Regions from separate parts of the Homo sapiens genome. Here region 1 is linked to region 2. Evidence: chromatin loops called from intact Hi-C (ENCODE). Cell type or tissue: prostate gland. All regions are shown on one strand. Links, peaks and the distances in the headings refer to the core of each region. The heading gives the core; the rest is flanking DNA.

Region 1 (10,439 bases), core at 2,081-7,080, 180 kb before region 2:
GATCACTTGAGCCCAGGAGGCCGAAGTTGCAGTGAGCCGAGATCATGCCACTGTACTCCATCCTGGGCAACAGAGCCAGACCTTGTCTTAAAAAAGAAAAAAAAGAAAGGAAAAAAAAAAAGGTAGATACAGGGGGGTCTCACTATGTTGCCCAGGCTGGTCTCACACTCCTGGTTTCAAGTGATCCTCCTGCCTTAGCTTCCCAAAGGGCTGGGATTACGGGCATGAACCACTGCACCCAACCAAATTAGAGACTTAGAATGAAGGGGGATCATTAATCAAATTATCACTGTGAGCTCTGTAGTGAGATAATACATCTTAATCAAATATCCTAAAGTACTATGTATGTGTAAGTAGCTTTTATTATTTTCAGTTTAATGTTTATTCATTTGGTTTGGGGATTTTAATTTCCTAGAAGGCAAGTATTGTGTCCATGTAAATTTTTACCACGTACAGCTTATTAAAGTTTATATATTGTTGACAATGTAATTAATACTTTGAATTAAGAAGGAAATGATCTGTGTTTAGGAAGTGGAGCGACTTCCTTTTTCTTTTACACTATTTTGGGCTCTCTTATTTTCCTTACTCTGATGTCAAAGTACCTGTAACATGTAGCATGGTACTGGAGGTCTAGAATATTCTAAGTAAATGATTCTAAATAAATTATTGGGACATAATTGAATTGGATTTTGTTCGTAGAATTTTCTCCAATCTCATGTAAACAAAATGTAGCACATATCCCAGATTTTCAGCCTTATATACTTTTTCCACTAATACCAAACATGTTTCCATTATCACCAAAAAAAGTCCTCATTGACTTTAAGAACTTTCTTAAATTTAGAGTAATTGTGAGAGATATTCCCTCATTTTTTATACCACATCTTACAATTCCCTTAAATTTATTGGAAATTATTTGTATTTTGTAGACTTCTGAACAAGAAACTAAAGGCCTTCCCAGCAAAAAAGGAATTGTACAGTCTATTGTTGGTCAAGGCTATCATCGTAAAATAGTTTTGGCATCACAGTCTATACAGAATACTGTTTATAAGTAAGTATTTTGCAAAGAAAAAGTGTATATATATTTAATACTAGTTTACATAATGTTACTTATATATAAAAGTATGATTAGGATTTATCATTGCATAGGAGGAACCACTTTGTAACTAGATTTTATTGCTATTTCAACAAACAGACCCTCATGTATAGGTCCATAGTGAATGTTATCTAACATGATTTTGGTTTATTACATCCATGGGTGCTGCAATTATTGATGGCCTAGGAAACCCTAGTCTGTTCAGTGCCATTATTAAGAATGTCCAGAAGAGGGCATCTTGGTATTTCCTTTTTATGTACTTTTGGTTATCATTGATACTTTTCATTTGGGTATTTTCTTATAGTCCCTAGGACTGAAAATACATGAAAGGGAATTCTTACTATTCAGAGAAAAAAGGTGTATTAAAACATAAAGCAACCAAAGCAGTATAGAAGCTGTCACATGTATAATCTTCATTTGACAATTTGGAATTGCCATTATTTGTAAAGTGGCAAACTTTGCAAATAATTAGCTGCCTTAATTTGTTTTTGTCAAAGAAGAAAATTGTTCTCTACCATTTAAAAGTTTTTCCACAGTTTAAAAAATATCTGATACACAATAATTTAGTCTTAATTTAGTTAAACTATAATGCAAGAATATTTTTTAAAACTATTATGATAAAGCATTTCAAAGTTTTAAAGCAATTTCAAAGTTGTTACTACTTTTCAAAATTTTATTTTTCTCTAGTAAAGATTCTCTTTGGGTATATCAAACCAACAGAAAGTTGTATAAAATGTCAATGAAATTATAAGACAAAAAGTAATGTTGGTGTTTCAAAGTGTATAGAGGCATTTTTGAAAGCAAGGATCAACCAAAGTAAGGCTCAAACGTGAAAATCTGTTTTCTTCCCTTTCGTCCCATTCTTAGTATACCTCTCCTTGCCCTCATTACAGTTGCCCTTGTCTGCAGTTTCTCTAGTATGTTAACATTAACATTGTGATATACATCAAATTATCTCTTCTCCTTGGTCTCATTCCTAGAGACACAGTGTATGTAATTTATATACTTGCAATCCATTATTTATACTATTTACAACCTATACTTAGGATTTGGGTTCTTTAGCATGCTTTTATAACTGCTTATATTAAAATTTCTACCTATCAAAAGGCATAGCTTTCATTTATAATCAATTGGTTTTATTCCTCATAATAAAAGAGCCTTATTTTAAAATATTTTATCCACTTAGCTAATTTGGTTTTGTTCTTTTAAGTGATGGGCAGTCTTCGGCCATTCCTGTAGCCAGTATGGAGTTTGCAGCCATATGTCTCAGAAATGCCTTGTTGCTGCTACCTGAAGAACAGCAAGATCCAAAGCAGGAAAATGGGGCTAAAAATAGTAATCAATTAGGTGGGAACACAGAGAGCAGCGAAAGCAGTGAAACTTGCAGGTATTCTAATCCTTGTGACCTCCTTTGGCAAAATCCTTTCAGGACTTCTTTAGTAAACCCTTTGTTCTTTAAGTAAATTCCTAAAATCTTCAACCTGAATTTCTGAAATTCTGTTTTGCGTAACAAGAAAGGAAAGTATTTATGTTTCTGAGTCTTTCTGGAAGAGAGAAATAAGGTGAAGGCTAAGTTAGGAGAGATCCTTGAAAAAGAAAAGTAGAAAGTAGCAGCTTTGGCCGGACGCAGTGGCTCATGCCTGCCTGTAAAAGGCTGAGGCAAGAAAATTGCTTGAACCCAGGAGGCAGAGGTTGCAGCGAGCCGAGATTGTGCCACTGCACTCCAGCTTTGGCGACAGAGTGAGACTTCATCTCAAAAAAGAAAGTAGCAGCTTTTCATTGACAAGAGGGATATTTGTAAGAAGTCCTGTTGTCAGACAGCTTTAAAAAAAATTTGGCCAGGTGTGGGGGCTCACGCCTGTAATCCCAGCACTTTGGGAGGCCAAGATGGGTAGATCACTTGAGGTTAGGAGTTCAAGACCAGCTGGCCAACATGGTGAAACCCCGTCTCTACTAAAAATACAAAAATTAGCTGGGCGTGGTGGTGGGCACCTATAATCCCCACTACTGGGAAAGCTGAGGCAAGAGAATTACTTGAACCCGGGAGGCAGAGGTTGCAGTGAGCCACGATCATGCCACTGCACTCCATCCAGCCTGGTGACAGAATGAGACTCCATCTCAAAAAAACAGAAAATTTATTAAAATAAACACTTGACTCCTAAAGCTGCTTATTTCTTATTATCCTCTGTCTATCCTCTTAATATACTATAATCACTAACCTCCAGAATATTTTTGTATATTTCTGGTTTTCTAGTATAAATTCAAAATTATGCAAATCTAGGCAGGGTGCTGGAGGAGGCCAAGAGTTCAAGTCTAGTCTGGGCAGCATAGCAAGACCCCATCTCTTCAAAAAAATTAAAAATAAGTAAATAAAAATTATGTGACTATAGAAATTGGGAGAACTTTTGGTAAGGACAAAACACATACCATTATATATAGGGAATTCAGCTTTTTTCTTTCTTTCTTTTCTTTTGTTTTCTTTTTGTTTTGTTTTTTGTTTGTTTGTTTGTTTTTGAGACAGAGTCTCCCTCTGTCACCCAGGCTGGAAAGCAGTGGCACGATCTCAACTCACTGCAACCTCCACCTCACAGGCTCAAGCGATTCTCCTGCCTCAACCCCCTAAATAGCTGGGATTATAGGCCCAGCGCCACTATGCCCGGCTAATTTTTGTATTTTTAGTAGAGATAGGGTTTTGCCATGTTGTCCAGGATGGTCTTGAACTCCTTACCTCAAGTGATCCTCCCTCCTCGGCCTCCCAGAGTGCTGAGATTGCAGGCATGAGCCACTACACCCAGCTGGAAATTCTGCTTTTTATACATGGCATCGTTAAACTTACATCTCCCATCCCAGCATTTTTTCTTGATTATAATAGCAATCAATACATATTTACTATAGAAAATTTGGGCCAGGCATGGTGGCTCACACCTGTAATCCCAGTGCTAAGGGAGACCAAGGCTGAAGGATTGCTTGAAGCTAGGAGTTCGAAGCTAGCCTGTCCAACATAATGAGACCCCATCTCTACAAGAAATAAAAAAATTAGTTGAGTGTGGTGCCAGGCACCATTAGTACCAGCTACTTGGGAGGCTGGTGTAGGAGGATCGCCTGAGCCCAGGAGTTTGAAGCTGCAGTGAGCTATGATCATGCCACACTGCACTCCAGCCTGGGCAACAGTCTCAAAAACCCAGTCTCAAGAAAAGGCAGGGGTTGAGGGGTCAGGGTAATTAGAATAATGAGAAATGCGCGAAAATATTCAGTTATTTCCCTTTTGTAGTAAAGATACTGTTTTCAGTTAGAGATTTTTTAAAGCAGTATTGGAGGGGTGGGGGCAGTGGGGGAAGAAACTAATATACAATATAGCTTTAACATGTTAGTGTTACCAAATTACTAAGTATTTCCATTGTTTAACTCTTTTACACTTTTGTTGTAAAAAGTTACATGGGAGGCCGGGCGAGGTGAGACACCTCTGTAAATCCTAGCACTTTGGGAGGCCAAGGCAGGTGGATCACCTGAGGTCGGGAGTTCGAGACCAGCCTTGCTAACATGGTGAAACCCCGTTTCTACTAAAAATACAAAAAATTAGCTGGGCGTGGTGGTGTGCGCCTGTAATCCCAGCTACTTGGGAGGCTGAGGCGGGAGAATCACTCAAACCTGGGAGGCAGAGGTTGCAGTGAGTTGAGATCGTGCAATTGCACTCCATCCTGAGCGACGAGCAAAACTCTGTCTCAAAAAAAAAGTTGGGAGTAAGGACAGGGAAACAAAATTTTACGTTTAATTATTTATTTGTTGCTCTTCATAATTAAGACTCTTACCTCTATTTTAGCAGTAAAAGCCATGATGGAGATAAATTCATTCCAGCTCCACCTTCTTCTCCATTGAGAAAACAGGAATTAGAAAACTTAAAGTGAGTATCTAAACAAAATTAGCATTGCATCTATTGAAATGAACATATTCATGGCTGGGCACAGTGGCTCATACCTCTAATCCCAGCACTTTGGGAGGCCGAGGCTGGTGGATCACTAGGTCAGGAGTTCGAGACCAGCCTGGCCAAGATAGTGAAACCCTGTCTGTACTAAAAATACAAAAATTAACCGGGCGTGGTGGCAGGCGCCTGTAATCCCAGTTACTTGGGAGGCTGAGGCAGGAGAATTGCTTGAACCCGGGAGGCGGAGGTTGCAGTGAGTGTGCCACTGCACTCTAGCCTGAGCAACTCTGTCTCAAAAAAAAAAAGAACACATTCTTTTTTATCTTGTTGATACTGTTAATATGATGAATTACACTGATCAAATGTTAAACCAATCTTTCAATCTTGTGATAAACCCTACTTGGTCAGAATGTATTTTCTTTTGTATAAATTTTTAGATTTGATTTGTTAATACTTTGTTGGGAATAAGTGCTTCTATATCCGTGAGGAAGATTGGTCCATACTTTTCTTTCCTAGAAATGATTTTGTCAGATTTGGTTTCAGGATTATGCTGACCATATAAATGAGTTGAGAAGTGCTTCATCTTCCTCTGTTTTCTGCAAGAGTCTGTGTAAGATAGGTATTACTCATGGACACAAAGAGGGGAACAACGGGCGCTAAGGCCTCCTGGAGGGTGGAGGGTGGTAGAGGATCAGAAAAAATAACTATTGGGTACTAGGCTTAGTACCTGGGTGACAAAATAATCTGTACAACAAACCCCCATGACACAAGTTTACCATATAACAAACCTGCACATGTAGCCCTGAACTAATAAAAAGGACAGGTATTACTTCTTCCTTAAGTATTTGATAGAATGCACCAGTGAAACCATCTAGCCTAGGATTTTCTTTGCAGGAAGATTTTTGATAATGAATTCAACTTGTTCAACAACACTTTTTTCAGATTTTATATTTCTTTTTTTTTTTTTTTGAGATGGATTCTCGCTCTGTCTCCCAGGCTGGAGTGCAGTGGCGCGATCTCGGCTCACTGCAAGCTCCGCCTCCTGGGTTCACACCATTCTCCTGCCTCAACCTCCCGAGTAGCTGGGACTACAGGCGCCTGCCACCACACAGGGCTAATTTTTTGTATTTTTAGTAGAGACAGGGTTTCACCGTGTTAGCCAGGATGGTCTCGATCTCCTGACGTCGTGATCCACCCACCTCGGCCTCCCAAAGTGCTGGGTTTACAGGCGTGAGCCACAGCATCCGGCCTGTATTTCATCTTATCTCAGTTTGGTTAAGTTTTATTTTTCAAGGAATTTTCTAAGTTGTCAAATTTATTGGCATAACATTGTTCATAATATTTTTTTTACCTTTTTAATGTCTGTAGAATCTGCAGTTATACCTCTATTTTCTTTCTTTTTTTTTTTTTTGAGTTGGAGTTTTACTCTCTGTCCCAGGGTGGAGTGCAGTGGTATGATCTCGGCTCACTGCAACCTCTGCCTACCAGTTTCAGGCGATTCTCCTGCCTCAGCTTCCTAAGAAGCTGGGATTACAGGTGCCTGCTAGCACGCCTGGCTAAATTTTTGTGTTTTTAGTAGAGACGGGGTTTTACCATGTTAGCCAGGCTGGTCTCGAACTCCTGACCTCAGGTGATCCACCCGCCTCAGCCTCCCAAAGTTTTGGGATTACAGGCATGAGCCACTGCGCCCGGCCAGTTTTCATTTGTGATATTTGTGGGATCTCTTGCTTTCTCTCCTTTCTTCCCTAAGCAATCCTGCTAGCAATTTACATATTGGATTGATGTTTTCAGAGAATAGACTTCTACTTCATTTTCTGTTTTCTATTTCGTTTCTGCTCTTTATTTTATTCTTCTACTAACTCTGGTTTATTTTGCTCTTTTTTTAACTTCTTATGCTGGTCACTGATTTTTAGATAAAGGTCCTTTTCTACACAGTTCCCTTTAAGCCTGCTGTGACTTCCTTCCACAAACAGTTATGTTTTATTTGTTTATTTCACTCCATAGTGTCTTTTTTTTCAAAATTAAACTTCATTTAGAGACGATTGTAGATTCACATAATAGTCTAAAAAGTAATACAGATACCTGGGCAACATGGTGAGACCCTGTCTCTAAAAAAATCAAAAAATTAGGCCAGGTGCAGTGGCTCATGCCTGTGATCCCAGCACATTGGTGGGCTGCAGAGGCAGGCAGATCAGCTGAGGTCAGGAGTTCGAGATCAGCCTAGCCAACATGGTGAAACCCCATCTCTCCTAAAAATACAAAAGTTGGCCAGGTGTGGTGGCGGGTGCCTGTAATTCCAGCTACTTGGGAGGCTGAGGCTGGAGAATCACTTGAGCCCAGGAGGCAGAAGTTGCAGTAAGCCAAGACCGCGCCGTTGCACTCCAGCCTGGGCAACAAGAGTGAAACTCCGTCTCGAAAGAAAAAAAGAAAAAAAATTATCTGGGCGTGATGTTGCATGCCTGTGGTTCCAGGTAGCTGGCAGGCTGAGGTGGGAGGATCACTTTAAGCCCTGGAGGTCATGGCTGCAGTAAGCTGTGATTGTACCATCAAACTCCAGCAAGGATGACAGATCGAGGCTCTGTCTCTAAAAATAAAAAATAATACAGAGACCTCATCTACCCTCTACCCAGTTTTCTCAAAGGCAACTTCTTACAGAACTTTAGTACATGCTGGGTGCGGTGGCTCATGCCTGTAATCCCAGCCCTTTGGGAGGCCGAGGTGGGCGGATCACGAGGTCAGGAGTTCAAGACTAGCCTGACCAATATGGTGAAACCCCATCTCTACTAAAAATACAAAAATTAGCTGAGTGTGGTGGCGTGTGCCTGTAGTCCCAGCTATTCGAGAGGCTGAAGCAGGGGAATCGCTTCAACCGGGGAGGCGGAGGGAGGTTGCAGTGAGCCAAGATCGTGCTATTGCCTAGACAACAGACTCTGTCTCAAAACAAAAAAAGAACTTTAGTACAATATCACAGTCAAGATATTGACATTGATACAGTAAAGATACAGAACTTTTTTTGTTTTACAATATTTTCATTACATTCAATTTCTTAAAATTTTTTTAAAATTTTGTGGCTGGGCGCGGTGGCTCATGCCTGCAATCCCAGCACTTTGGGAGGCCGAGGCGGGTGGATCACAAGGTCAGGAGATCGAGACCATCCTAGCTAACACGGTGAAACCCTGTCTCTATTAAAAATACAAAAAATTAGCCGGGCGTGGTGGCGGGCGCCTGTAGTCCCAGCTACGCGGGAGGCTGAGCCAGGAGAATGGCGTGAACCTGGGAGACGGAGCTTGCAATAAGCCGAGATCGCACCACTGCACTCCAGCCTGGACGACAGAGCGAGACTCCGTCTTAAAAAAAAAAAAAAAAAAAATTTGTGTAGGTGTGGGGTCTTGATGTCCTGCCCAAGCTGATCTCAAACTTCTGGCCTCAAGCAATCCTCCCACCTTGGCCTCCCAAAGCACTGGGATTATAGTTGTGAGCCACCGTGCCTAACCCAGAACATTTTTATTACTACGAAAGATCCCTCATATTGCCCTCTTATAGCCATACCCACTTCCACTCCTGCTCCTGCCCCTTATTTAACCCTTGGTTACGACTAATCTCTTTTTAATTTCTATAATTTTGTCTTTCAAAAATGTTATATAAATGGAATCATACAGCATGTAACCTTTTGGGATTGATTTTTTTCATTCAGTATAATTCTTGGAAAATTCATTTAAGTTTGCTGAGTAAATCAATTGTTGTTCCTTTTTATTGGTGAGTATTATTCCATGGTATGATTGTACCTCAGTTTAATCATTCACCTTTTGTAGGACATCTAGCTTTATTCCATTCCAGTTTGGGGCTGTTACAAATAAAGCTGCTAGAAATATTCACAGGTATTTATGTGCACATAAATCTTTGTCTCTCAGGATGAACGTCCAACAGTGCTGCATAGTAGGGGAGTTACATGTCTAATATTTTAAGAAACTGCCAAGGCCAGGCGTGGTGGCTCACGTCTGTAATCCCAGCACTTAGGGCGGCCGAGGCGAGCGGATCACGAGGTCAGGAGTTCAAGACCAGCCTGGCCAACATAGTGAAACCCTGTCTATACTAAAAATACAAAAAATTAGCCAGGCATGGTGGCGTGCACCTGTAGTCCCAGCTACTCTGGAGGCTGAGGCAGGAGAATCGTTTGAACCCAGGAGGCAGAGGTTGTGGTGAGCCGAAATCGTGCCACTGCCCCCCAGCCTGGGCGACAGAGCGAGACTCCGTCTCAAAAAAAAAAAAAAACAGAAGAAAAGAAACTGCCAAACTCTTTTAACAGAGTGACTATACCATTTTACATTCCCACCAGTGATGTATGAGTGATCCAGTTTCTTTACCACAATATTTCTTATTTTCTTTTTTAAAAAAATTTATTTTTTCATCACATACTTGTTTTGATATTTGTGTGTGTTGTAGGTTTTTATTTTATTTTTTATTTTATTTTATTTTATTTTTTTGCCAGGCTGGAGTGCAATGGCATGACCTCGGCTCACTGCAACCTCCGCCTCCTGGGTTCAAGCAGTTCTCCTGCCTCAGCCTCCCGAGTAGCTAGGACTACAGATGTGTACCACCACGTCCAGCTAATTTTTGTATTTTTAGTAGAGACGGGGTTTCACCATGTTGGCCAGGATAGTCTCTTGACCTCGTGATCCACCGACCCCGGCCTCCCAAAGTGCTGGGATTACAGGCATCCCAGCACCTGGCCTGTTATAGGCACTTTTTACTTTACTCATTCTAATAGGGAAGTAAGATGTGTAGTGCTATCTCATTGTGATTTTTATTTGCATTTCTCTAATGAACTTCTTTTCATGTGGTATAGCTTTTTGTTTTGTTTTGGTGTGTTGTCATTGTTGCCGTTGTTCTGAGACAGTCTTGCTGTGTTGCCCAGGCTGGAGTGCAATGGAAGGAACTCAGCTCACTGCAACCTCCGCCTCCCAGGTGCAAGCGACTCTCATGCCTCAGCCTCCTGAGTAGCTGAGATTACAGGCATGTGCCACCACACCCGGCTAATTTTTGTATTTTTGGTAGAGATGGGGTGTCACCATGTTGGTCAGGCCGGTCTCAAACTCCTGAGCTCAAGTGATCTGCCCGCCTCAGCCTCCCACAGTGCTGAGATCATAGGCGTGAGCCACCGCATCTGTCCTTTACCAGTAATTTTGTAGTCTGTAAACTGCTCTGTACCTTACTTTGTTCCCATATCAGCACAAACCTTTGTTTCACTCTTTCTCATGGGTGCCTAGAGTTGCATTTTGTGGATATGATCTAATTTATCTAACATTGCTTTTTATTGAGCTGTTTATAATGTTTTCAGCTTTTGCTGTTACAAATAATGCTGCAGTGAATATGGTTATACACATTTAAAGGGAATCCTTAATGAAGAAGACATTTGAAACAGTT
Region 2 (10,439 bases), core at 3,513-8,512:
CTACCATGCCCAGCCCAAAATGTACTTTTGAATTTTCCACATTTTTTATTTTTCTGAGCTTTATTCTTGGATTTTTTTTTTTCTTCGAGACAAGACCTCACCCTATTGCCCAGGCTGGACTGCAGGGTCACAATCATTGCTCAACCTCCCAGGCTCAAGTGATCCTCCCACCTTTCAGCCTCCCAAGTAGCTGGGACTACAGGTTTGTGCCACCATGCCCAGGTAATTATTGTCTTTTTTTGTGGAGAAGAGGTTTTGCCATGTTGCCCAGGCTGGTCTCAAACTCTTGGCCTCAAGTGATCTACCTGCCTTGGCCTCCCAGAGTGCTGGGATTACAGGTGTGAGCCACCACACCTGGCCACTTCTTGGGTTTTTTTTTTTTTTTTTTTTTTTTTAGATGGAGTCTCGTTCCATTGCCTAGGCTGGAGTGCAGTGGCGCAATCTCTGCTCACTGCAAGCTCCACCTCCCGGGTTCACGCCATTCTCTTGCCTCAACCTCCCGAGTAGCTGGGACTATAGGCGCCTGCCACCATGCCCGGCTAATTTTTTGTATTTTTTAGTAGAAACGGGGTTTCACCGTGTTAGCCAGGATGGTCTTGATCTCCTGACCTTGCAATCTGCCCGCCTCGGCCTCCCAAAGTTCTGGGATTACAGGTGTGAGCCACCACACCCAGCCAATTATTGGATTTTTTAAACCTATGTTCTAGTTCACAAAAATCTCTCTTCATTTGTGTCTAATCTGCTGTTAAACCCATCCCTTTGGTTTTTAATTTTGATTTTTATATTTTTCAGTTATTGAAAGTTTAGTCTACTGAATGTGGCTTTTGTTGCAAAGAAAAGAATAAAAAAATTAAAAATAAATAAAAAAGGAAGTTTAATCTGTTATATCCTCTTACAGGTTCAAGTTCTCTGAAATTCTAAATTGTGTCTCTGATCTCTTTAAATGTATTAGGTGTAGTTATGTAAAAGTGTTTGATAATTTTTGTTTGTTTCTTTGTTTGTTTGTTTGTTTTTGAGACGGAGTCTTGCTGTGTTGCCAAAGCTGGTGCATTCTCGGCTCACTGCACGTCTGCCTCGCGGGTTCAAGCGATTCTTCTGCCTCAGCCTCCAGAGTAGTTGGGACTACAGGCACCATGTAGTGCCACCATGACTGGCTAATTTTTGTATTTTTAGTAGAGACGGGGTTTCACCATGTTGGCCAGGCTGGTCTCGAACTTCTGACCTCGTGATCTGCCCGCCTCAGCCTCCCAAAGTGCTGAGATTACAGGCCTGAGCCATCGTGCCCGGCCCGATAATTGTTGTTGTTATTGTTGGTGATGCTGAAGTGTTCTTTCTTGCCTATTTCTTTGTGTGCATGGTCACTTTTTTTTTTTTTGAGACACAGTTTCACTCTGTCACTCAGGCTGGAGTTCCCCAGAGGCGCAATCTTGGCTCACTGCAACCTCTGCCTACTTGGTTCAAGCCATTCTTGTGCCTCAGCCTCCCAAGTAGCTGGGACTACAGGTGTGCACCACCATGCCCGGTTAATTTTTGTATTTTTAGTAGAGACCAGGTTTCTCCATGTTAGCCAGGCTGGTCTTGAACTTCTGACCTCAAGTAATCCACCCGCCTCGGCCTCCCAAAGTGCTGGGATCACAGGTGTGAGCCACTGCGCCGGCCCTATTTCTTTGTGTGCTTGGTCACTTTGTGTTAGATATTGTATTTCAAAACCTGTTTGGAGGCATTGTTTGAATCATAAAATAGTGTCATCTTTCTCTAGACTAGGCTAGAGAGTCAGAAAGTCTCACCAGACACCTTGGGCACTAACAGTGGGGATCACCAGTTTTTGGGGCTTGAGATGATTTGGAGCTGGCTTCAGATCCGTGAGACCTGGTCTACTTTAATGCTACAGGGCAGCTCTTCAGAGTGCAAACTCAAAGTTAAGGGTGTTTACCAGGCATACCTTCCTCTAGAGGCCCCGGACTCTGACTTTTGTCCTTTTAGCCGTACAGGTAGTCAAAAGAGCAAAAAGCCTCTTGGCTACCTCTTGAATAATTGACAAAGCTCCCAAAGAGCTGAGTTAAACTTCTGGATTCCTGTTTTTTCTAAGTTCTAATAATTCTTCAGTAGTTAGTTAACTCACTGAGGCCTTCAGTGGGATGTTTTCAGTATTTTTTCAGCTTTTTTAGTTGTTCTAAGAAGATTGTCAGTTGTTCCACTAGGGGGAAAAGAAAGGAGAGAAAAAAATTTAAAGTTCATGATAAAGAAACAAAGAGAGGTCTACATGAGCCCCTGGACATCCAGTGCAGGTAGCATGAACTCTGCATGCACCAAGCACCTGCCCTCCATTCCAGGAGCATAGGCTATTGACTGTGGCTAATATGGCCGGGCGTGGTGGCGCATGCCTGTAATCCCAGCTAATTGGGAGGCTGAAGCTTGAACCTGGGAGGTGGAGGTTGCAGTGAGCCAAGATCACGCCATTGCACTCCAGCCTGGGCAACAAGAGCGAAACTCCATCTTAAAAAAAAAAAAGTGTTTAATAAAATTTATTTCTTGAAGCTTATTTTTGTCTGTTCATTGGGATATTGTTTCCCAGAGCTCTTTTCTGGACCACTCTCACTGAGGAGTCTCCTCAGTAGTTCTGCCTTTGATGCTATTGTCCTTTTTCATATAAATCTGTGGGCTTAATTTTCTCATTATTTCATTTGATATGATTTGATTTGATATGATTTGATATCATTTGATATGATTTGACATGATTTCTTAGTGCCCTCTCAATAACAAATGTTTCTTGCATTCAGGGTGAAGGGTGAATATTAGATGGTGTGGGAGGTAAACTGCATTCATAGACATAAGCAAAGCCAGATGGTCCATTTGGAGACTGAACTTGTGGCTGACCTCTAGCAGTTTCACACACAAGCTGGGGCCATGTTCCTACTTGCAAAATGATTTGTGGTGTGTTCGCTCATTCCTTCTAAATCTTCATATTTGTGAAGAGTGGTAAGTTAGTTTGGGCATTATCTAGGACATTCTGATCATTAGATTTTCCAGTAATGGAAGATCGGAAAAAAGTTCACTAGAGTCCATTTTGCTAAGTCTCTTTCTGACAATTTAAAACAAATTACTGTCTTCTCAGTTAACTTACCATTTCCAGTGTTGATCTTTCTTTTTTCTCTCAACAAGACTGTGGTTTTTTGTTGTTGTTGTTAACATTTTTATACCTTAAAAAAGAATGAGACAGGGTCTTGCTATATTGCCCAGGCTGGTCTCAAACTCTTGGCCTCAAGCAATTTTCCTACCTCAGCCTCCCAAAGTGCTGAGATTACAAGTGTGACCCACCACACCCAGCCCTTTTTCTTTTCTTTTCTTTTCTTTTTTTCTTTTTCTTTTTTTTTTTTTTTTTGACACAGGGTCTCACTCGGTTGCCCAGGCTGGAGTGCAGTGGCACAATCATGGCTCACTGCAGCCTCGGCCTCCTGAGCTCAAGCAATCCTCCCGCCTCAGCCTCCCAAGTAGATGGGACTACAGGCATGTGCCATTATGCCCAAATAATTTCTTTTTTTAATTTTTGTATATGTGCTGCCAAGGTGAGCACTCTTTTTTAAGTTTTTCTAGATACAGGGTCTTGCTATGTTGCCCAGGCTGGTCTTGAACTTTGGCCTCAAGTAACCCTCCTGCCTCAGCCTCCCAAAGTGCTGAAATCACAGGCATGAGCCACATTTCCAGCAGTTTTGTTTTTTGAAAGCAGGGTTATGGCTTATATTTATTCTTGATTCTCTATTCTTAGCCTAGTGGCAGAATGAAGGCTGTCCTGGAAGAAGTGAGGAGGTTGGGAAAGGAACTCTTTTGTAGGGAGGAAGAAGACATATGGAGTGGAGTTTGGGCTGGGTTTGGAACCTGATACTTTCTGCAATATTGACAAATGTGAATAAGACCTTTTTAGTCAAAAGTCATACAGACACATGGTTTGGCTGGGTAGTCACATGCTTTTGCCTGTTGAGTTTTGTGACGTGAATGTGTTTTCTGCTGAACCAACCCCTTGAGGCCTGCTAAAACAGGTGACTCAAAAACAACTTTGTTTTCTTGGGTGGAGTAATTTCCTGGTGTTTTTCTCAAAAGTTGTCAACTTTTATTTTAGTGATGGAGGCCAATCTTGACAACTTTTATGGTCAGGCATTCTCAATATGTTTTAAAATGGGTTTCAGGCAAGGTGTGGTGGCTCATGCATGTAATCTCAGCACTTTGGGAGGCTGAGGCGGGAGCATCACTTGAGGCCAGGATTTTGAGACCAGCATGGGTAACATAGCAAGACCCCATCTCTTCAAAAAAATGAAAAAATTAGCTGGGTGTGGTGGAACAAGCCTCTAGTTCTAGCTACTCAGGGGGCTGAGATGGGAAGATTGCCTGTGCCAGGAAGTCCAGGATACAGTGGGCTGTGATAGTGCTACTGTACTCCAGCTGGGTGACAGAGTGAGACCTTGCTTACAAAAAATTTAAAAACAATTTTTTTTTGAGATGGAGTCTTGCTCTGTGCCCAGTCTGGAGTGCAGTGGCGCGATCTTGGCTCACTGCAACCTCTGCCTCCCGGGTTCAAGCAATTCTCCTGTGTCAGCTGCCCGAGTAGCTGGGGCTACAGGCCCATCTACTTTTTGTACTTTTAGTAGAGACGGGTTTCACCATATTGGCCAGGCTGGTCTCAAACTCCTGACCTCTCGGCCTCCCAAAGTGCTGTGATTACAGGCGTGAGCCACCGTGACTGGCCAAAACAATTTTTAAATTAAAAAAAATGAGGCCAGGCACGGTGGCTCATGCCTGTAATCCTAGCACTGTGGGAGGCCGAGGCGGGTGGAACACCTGAGGTCAGGAGTTTGAGACCAGCCTGACCAACATGGAGAAACCCCATCTCTACTAAAAATACAAAATTAGCCAGGCGTGGTGGCAAATGCCTGTAATCCCAGCTACTCGGGAGGCTGAGGCAGGAGAATTGCTTGAACCCAGGAAGTAGAGGTTGCAGTGAGCCGAGATCACGCCACTGCACTCCAGCCTGGGCAACAAGAGCAAAACTCCGTCTCGGAAAAAAAAAAAAAAGAAAAGAAAAAGAAAAAGAAATGGCTTTCATATACAAGATCCAGTTTCTGTTTCTGGTAGTAAGTGCTATTCTTGCTACAGAAGTCTAAAGACAGGCCAGGCGCAGTGGCTCATGCCTGTAATCCCAGCCCTTTGGGAGGCCGAGGCAGGAGTTCAAGACCAGCCTGGCCAACATGACGAAACCCCATCTCTACTAAAAATACAAAAATTAGCTAGGCGTGGTGGCACGTGCCTGTAATCACCGCTACTCAGGAGGCTGAGGCAGGAGAATCGCTTGAACCTGGAAGGCAGAGGTTGCAGTGAGCCTAGATGGCGCCACTGGACTCCAGCCTGGGTGACAGAGTGAGACTCCATCTCAAAAAAAAAAAAAAAAAAAAAGGCTAAAGACAGTATTTTCTTTGGACTGAATTAACTGGCACTAATCTGAAAATTTTAACTTTTTACACTATGTCCTAGCCAGAGGGAGAACCTATTGTACAGGGAGATTTCAACAGCAGCATGGACCACCTTTTGCCAGATGAGGCACTGGTTATCTGTGTGGGGCTGGCACTGGGATGAGTACTTAGTGAGAATGGGGTAGAGTGGGGTGGAGACTGAAACACGGCCTCTAATCTGGACTCAGCAATCTCCTTTTGAGGTTTGGCAACTCGGTTTAGGAATGTGCCCACAACTTTAAGGTTTGTGATGGGAATGAGAAGAGAAGGGGTGAGGGACCCACCCAGAATACAGTGTTCCACGTCCCTCATGCAAAGAAGGGCTGGGCAGGTGCCAGCATGTCAAGGTTCCCAGCCAATTCTGGCAGATTCTCTGAGAGACAAGCTCTGTCGTGATTCCAGCACCACCCATTATTGCTACATCTTCCACACAACATGTCTCCTGAAAACATCTCCCTCCAGGACATTGTTCCAAAAGCAAGGCCAAGACGCAGGCAGAAGTCCACTTCTGAGGAATGAGAACGCATGCTGGAGACAGAGCAATACCCCGGTGTGTGCCTCTTGTGAGTGGGGCAATTTGCCCAGTTGAGAAACAGGCCAATTAACCACCCTTGGTATTTGAAGAGCCACTCCTTACTCATCTGGGTTCTTTTCTGCTTTAAGTATTTTTATTCTTGATCGTGCCAGACAGGCATGTGTGTTTGCACCTAAAAGGTCATTTTTATATTTGTCAGTTCTCCAGGAAACTTCTGCCACTACCAAATTCAACATGCTGTCAAACTGAACCGATCTCCTCTCTTCCTACCACTGGCTTCCCTTTGCCACCTCTTCATTCCTTCCAGGGAGGGCTTCCTCCACTGTTTCACTCTCAGACTAGAGGCTTTGGCAATGCTCCTTTACTTATTCATTAGTTCATTCGATATTCAAATACATATTCAAATACTTATTGAACATTTCTTTTTTTTTTTTTTTTTTGAGACAGAATCTTGCGCTATCACCCCGGCTGGAGTGCGGTGGCACGATCTCAGCTCACTGCAACCTCTGCCTCCTGGGTTCAAGCAATTCTTCTGCTTCAGCCTCCCAAGTAGCTAGAACTACAGGCATGTGCCACCATGCCTGGCTAGCTTTTGTATTTTTAGTAGAGACGGGGTTTCACCGTATTGGCCAGGCTGGTCTCGAACTCCTGACCTCATGATCTGCCTGCCTTGGCCTCCCAAAGTGCTGGGATTACAGGCATGGGTGACCTCGCCCAGAGAACATTTCTTTTTCTTTCTCTTTTTTTTTTTTTTTTGAGACAGAGTTTCACTCTGTTGCCCAGGCTGGAGTACAATGACGGGATCTCGGCTCACCCCAGCCTCCACCTCCCCAGTTCAAGCAATTCTCCTGCCTCAGCCTCCTGAGTAGCTGGGATTATAGGCATGTGCCACCATGCCCAGCTAATTTTGTATTTTTAGTCAAGACGGGTTTTCTCCGTTTTGGTCAGGCTGGTCTCAAACTCCCGACCTCAGGTGATTCGCCCACCTTGGCCTCCCAAAGTGCAGGGATAACAGGCATGAGCCACTGTGCCCGGCCTCTTTCTCATTTTTATTAGCAGTTATCACTAGCTTGAATTATCTTGTTTATTGATTTATCTTTTTTTTTTTTTTTGAGACAGAGTCTCACTCTGCCCAGGCTGGAGTGCAGTGGTACAATCTCTGCTCACTGCAACCTCTGCCTCCCGGGTTCAAGCAATTCTCCTGCCTCAGCCTCCCGAGTAGCTGGGATTACAGACACTTGCTGCCACGCCTGGCTAATTTTTTATTTTTAGTAGAGACAGGGTTTCACCATGTTGGCCAGGCTGGTCTTGAACTCCTGACCTCTAGTGATCCACACACCTCGGCCTCCCTGTAACCTGGGGTTACAGGTGTGAGCCACCTCGCCTGGCTTATCGTTTTTTACCTCTTCCTCATTGAGCTCATTCACTGCTGTATTCACATTGCCTAAAACAGTGTCCAGTATGGAATAAACGCTCGATACATATTTGAAGAATAAATGAACAAATCTATGTAAGATATTTGTAATTTAGTAAGCAATACAAATTTAACGAATTATGCTTTTATTTATTTATTTTATTTTTAAATTTTATGTATTTATTTATTTATTTTTTGAGACAGAGTTTTGCTCTTATTGCCCAGGCTGGAGTTCAATGGCGCCATCTCAGCTCACTGCAACCTCTGCCTCCTGGGGTCAAGAGATTTTCCTGCCTCAGCCTCCTGAGTAGCTGAGATTACAGGCACCCGCCACCATGCCCAGATAATTTTCTTGTATTTTTAGTAGAGACAGAGTTTCACCATGTTGGCCAGGCTGGTCTCGAACTCCTGACCTCGTGATCCACCCCTTTTGGCCTCCCAAAGTGCTGGGATTACAGGCGTGAGCCACCGCGCCCGGCCTTAAAAGTGTTTTTATCAGGAAGTGTTCCCAGAAAAACACTTTAAGGAAGTAGTGACATAAGAAAAGAAGGAGAGGCCAGATGCCGTAACTCACACCTGTAATCCCAGCACGTTGGGAGGCTGAGGCTGGGATAATTTGAACCCAGGAGTTTGATACTAGCTTGGGCAACATAATGAGACCCCATCTCTACAAAAAAAAATTTTTTTTAATTGGCTGGTCATGGTGGCACACCCTTGTAGTCCCAGCGTTCGAGAGGCTGGGTGGGGAGGATCACTTGAGCCCAGGAGGGAGGAGGGAGTCTGCAATGACCTGTGATTGCACCACTGCACTCCAGCCTGGGTGACAGAGCAAGACCCTGTCTCAAAAAAAAAAAAAAAAAAAAAAGAAGAAGAAAAAGTTACTTTCTTTTTTTTTTGAGACATAGTCTTGCTCTGTCGCCCAGGCTGGAGTGCAGTGGCGCAATCTCGGCTCACTGCAAGCTCTGCCTCCCGGGTTCACGCCATTCTCCTGCCTCAGCCTCCCGAGTAGTTGGGACTACAGGTGCCCGCCACCATGCCTGGCTAATTTTTTGCATGAAAAGTTACTTTCATATAAATTTCTCATTACCTTTCAAGATAAATTACCACAGCTAAGCAAAGGCAGAGAAAATCCAGGCCTAAGACTCCAATTCTCCAGACCCAGGGTTGGGGTTGCAAAGGAAAAATGGCTCTGGATTGGGAGAGATTCTGGAAGAAGTGGGATGAGCTCATTACATGGGGGAGGTGTGGGTGAGGAGGAACCCAGTTCATTTGGGACCAGAGTCCTGCAAAGACAAACGGGTTCTAAGAGAAGGGAAGGGGCCCTGGAGCTCATTTTGGTGGTTTTGTTTTATGGGGTTTTGTTTTGTTTATAAGGGGGCTGGGATGAGTGAAACGTTGGAAGACTGGTTCTATTGCAGGTGCAGGAGGCCAAGGTGAGGGATGAACTCACAGCGGCAGTGTCTCGATGAGGGGAATGTGGTGGTGCATGAAAACTCAGAGATGCTAGCAAGTGCGGAGCCCAAAGGGATGTTACAGCTCTTGCTAGGGGAGTCCTGAGGTCTGAGCCCCCAGAAAAGTCGCAGCTCTTCACCCCTGTAGCTTGGCAACTGGAAGCATGTTACAGTTCTCTTTCTCTCATAGTCCAGTGAGCAGGGTGCTACAGCTGTTTCATTTCTGCCACTTGCAGCTTGGTGAGTTCCAGGTTCTTGTCTCTCGACCAAGAGTAATAAAGTGCACAGACACCAGAAAGTAAGACAGAGAAGAATTTTATTGAGTAACAGAAGGAAAACTCTCAACTGCAAGAGGGGACCCTCAAAGCAGGTTGCTGTCTTTGAGGCTGAGTCTGGGGTTTTTATGGGCTTAGAATGGGAAAGTGCATGCTGATTGGTCCATGAGTGGGCTTGGAAAAAGCACCATTTGATTGGTTAAAAGGCATCATCCAGGCCAGGCACAGTGGCTCATGCCTGTAATCCCAGTACTTTGGGAGGCCAAGGCAGGTGGATCACCTGAGGTTGGGAGTTCGAGACCAGCCTGACCAACATGGAGAAACCCCATCTCTACTAAAAATACAAAATTGCCAGGCGTGGTGGCACATGCCTCTAATCCCAGCTACCTGGGAGGCTGAGGCAGGAGAATTGATTGAACCTGGGAGGTGGAGGTTGCAGTGAGCCGAGATCGCACCATTGCACTCTAGCCTGAGCAACAAGAGTGAAACTGTCTCAAAAAAATAAAAAGGAATCGTCCAGGAGGAACCAATCAAGAGAGAGGGTAAGATGAGGATACAAGTTCTCACTCTGGTCATGGACTCTATCTGGAACTGGTACCTTGGTTTCAGGCTTTAAACTGTCTTTGGCTTGAAGGTTGGGTTTCACCAGGGACCCATCTCTGTCTGCCTAAAAATTTATCTGTCTCCTGTTGCTATCATTTTTACCCTAGACCAAAAGCAAGATGGCAGCAACAGATCATCGCACCTCTGCAGTCTGTCTGCTAGTGGCTACAGCCACCTCCTACTTCCACAGATCCCACTCAAGGATTCTCAAAGTTGCAGGAGTAAGATTTCTTTCCAGCTCCCTTCCTGGTCGTGGTTCCTCATGTCAGCTTCTTGAAGTCTGGGGTAACTATTTTCCTGTAGTAAAATTTCCTGTGATAGTCTTTCCTTTATTGCCTCTCTTATGTATAAAATGGCAGTATTAAAATTCCTTATACTGAATGTACTGTCAATTTTCAAAGTTATTTACATGGTAAAATAAAAATATATTCTTTAAATATGCAAATCTGTATTTGTATATTTTGTGCTTCCACTTGTATAATAAGGAAAGGACAGACCCTTGCCTTAAGAAAGGAAGAAGCGGGCAGATGCAGTGGCTCACTCCTGTAATCCCATCAATTTGGGAAGCCAAAGCGGGCAGATCACCTGAGCTGGGAGTTCGAGACCAGGCTGACCAACATGGCGAAACCCCATATCTACTAAAAACACAAATTAGCCAGG

Evidence for each region. A loop is a pair of places that touch in the nucleus more often than their neighbours do. Peaks named below come from ENCODE experiments on the same cell type or tissue, not always from the same donor. Only the 100,000 strongest peaks of a DNase experiment are listed, where the experiment ranks them.
Region 1: it touches region 2 in a loop (5-fold over the local background); 13 of 110 quality-filtered maps call a loop at or near these places.

What each region holds. Positions count from the first base shown.
Region 1 is chr3:32,732,497-32,742,935 of GRCh38, forward strand. It overlaps CNOT10 (CCR4-NOT transcription complex subunit 10), which reads left to right. Exons shown (of 19, transcript NM_015442.3): 11 at 927-1,048; 12 at 2,304-2,480; 13 at 4,914-4,994. It overlaps CNOT10-AS1 (CNOT10 antisense RNA 1), which reads right to left and starts at 4,961. Exons shown (of 2, transcript NR_046718.1): 1 at 4,903-4,961. In prostate gland, for the core only: no CTCF peak of the experiment used is centred there; no DNase peak of the experiment used is centred there.
Region 2 is chr3:32,908,267-32,918,705 of GRCh38, forward strand. No RefSeq gene overlaps it. Among named protein-coding and RNA genes, the nearest start is that of CCR4, 38 kb to the right of the region's middle. In prostate gland, for the core only: no CTCF peak of the experiment used is centred there; a DNase peak (open chromatin) is centred at 5,935.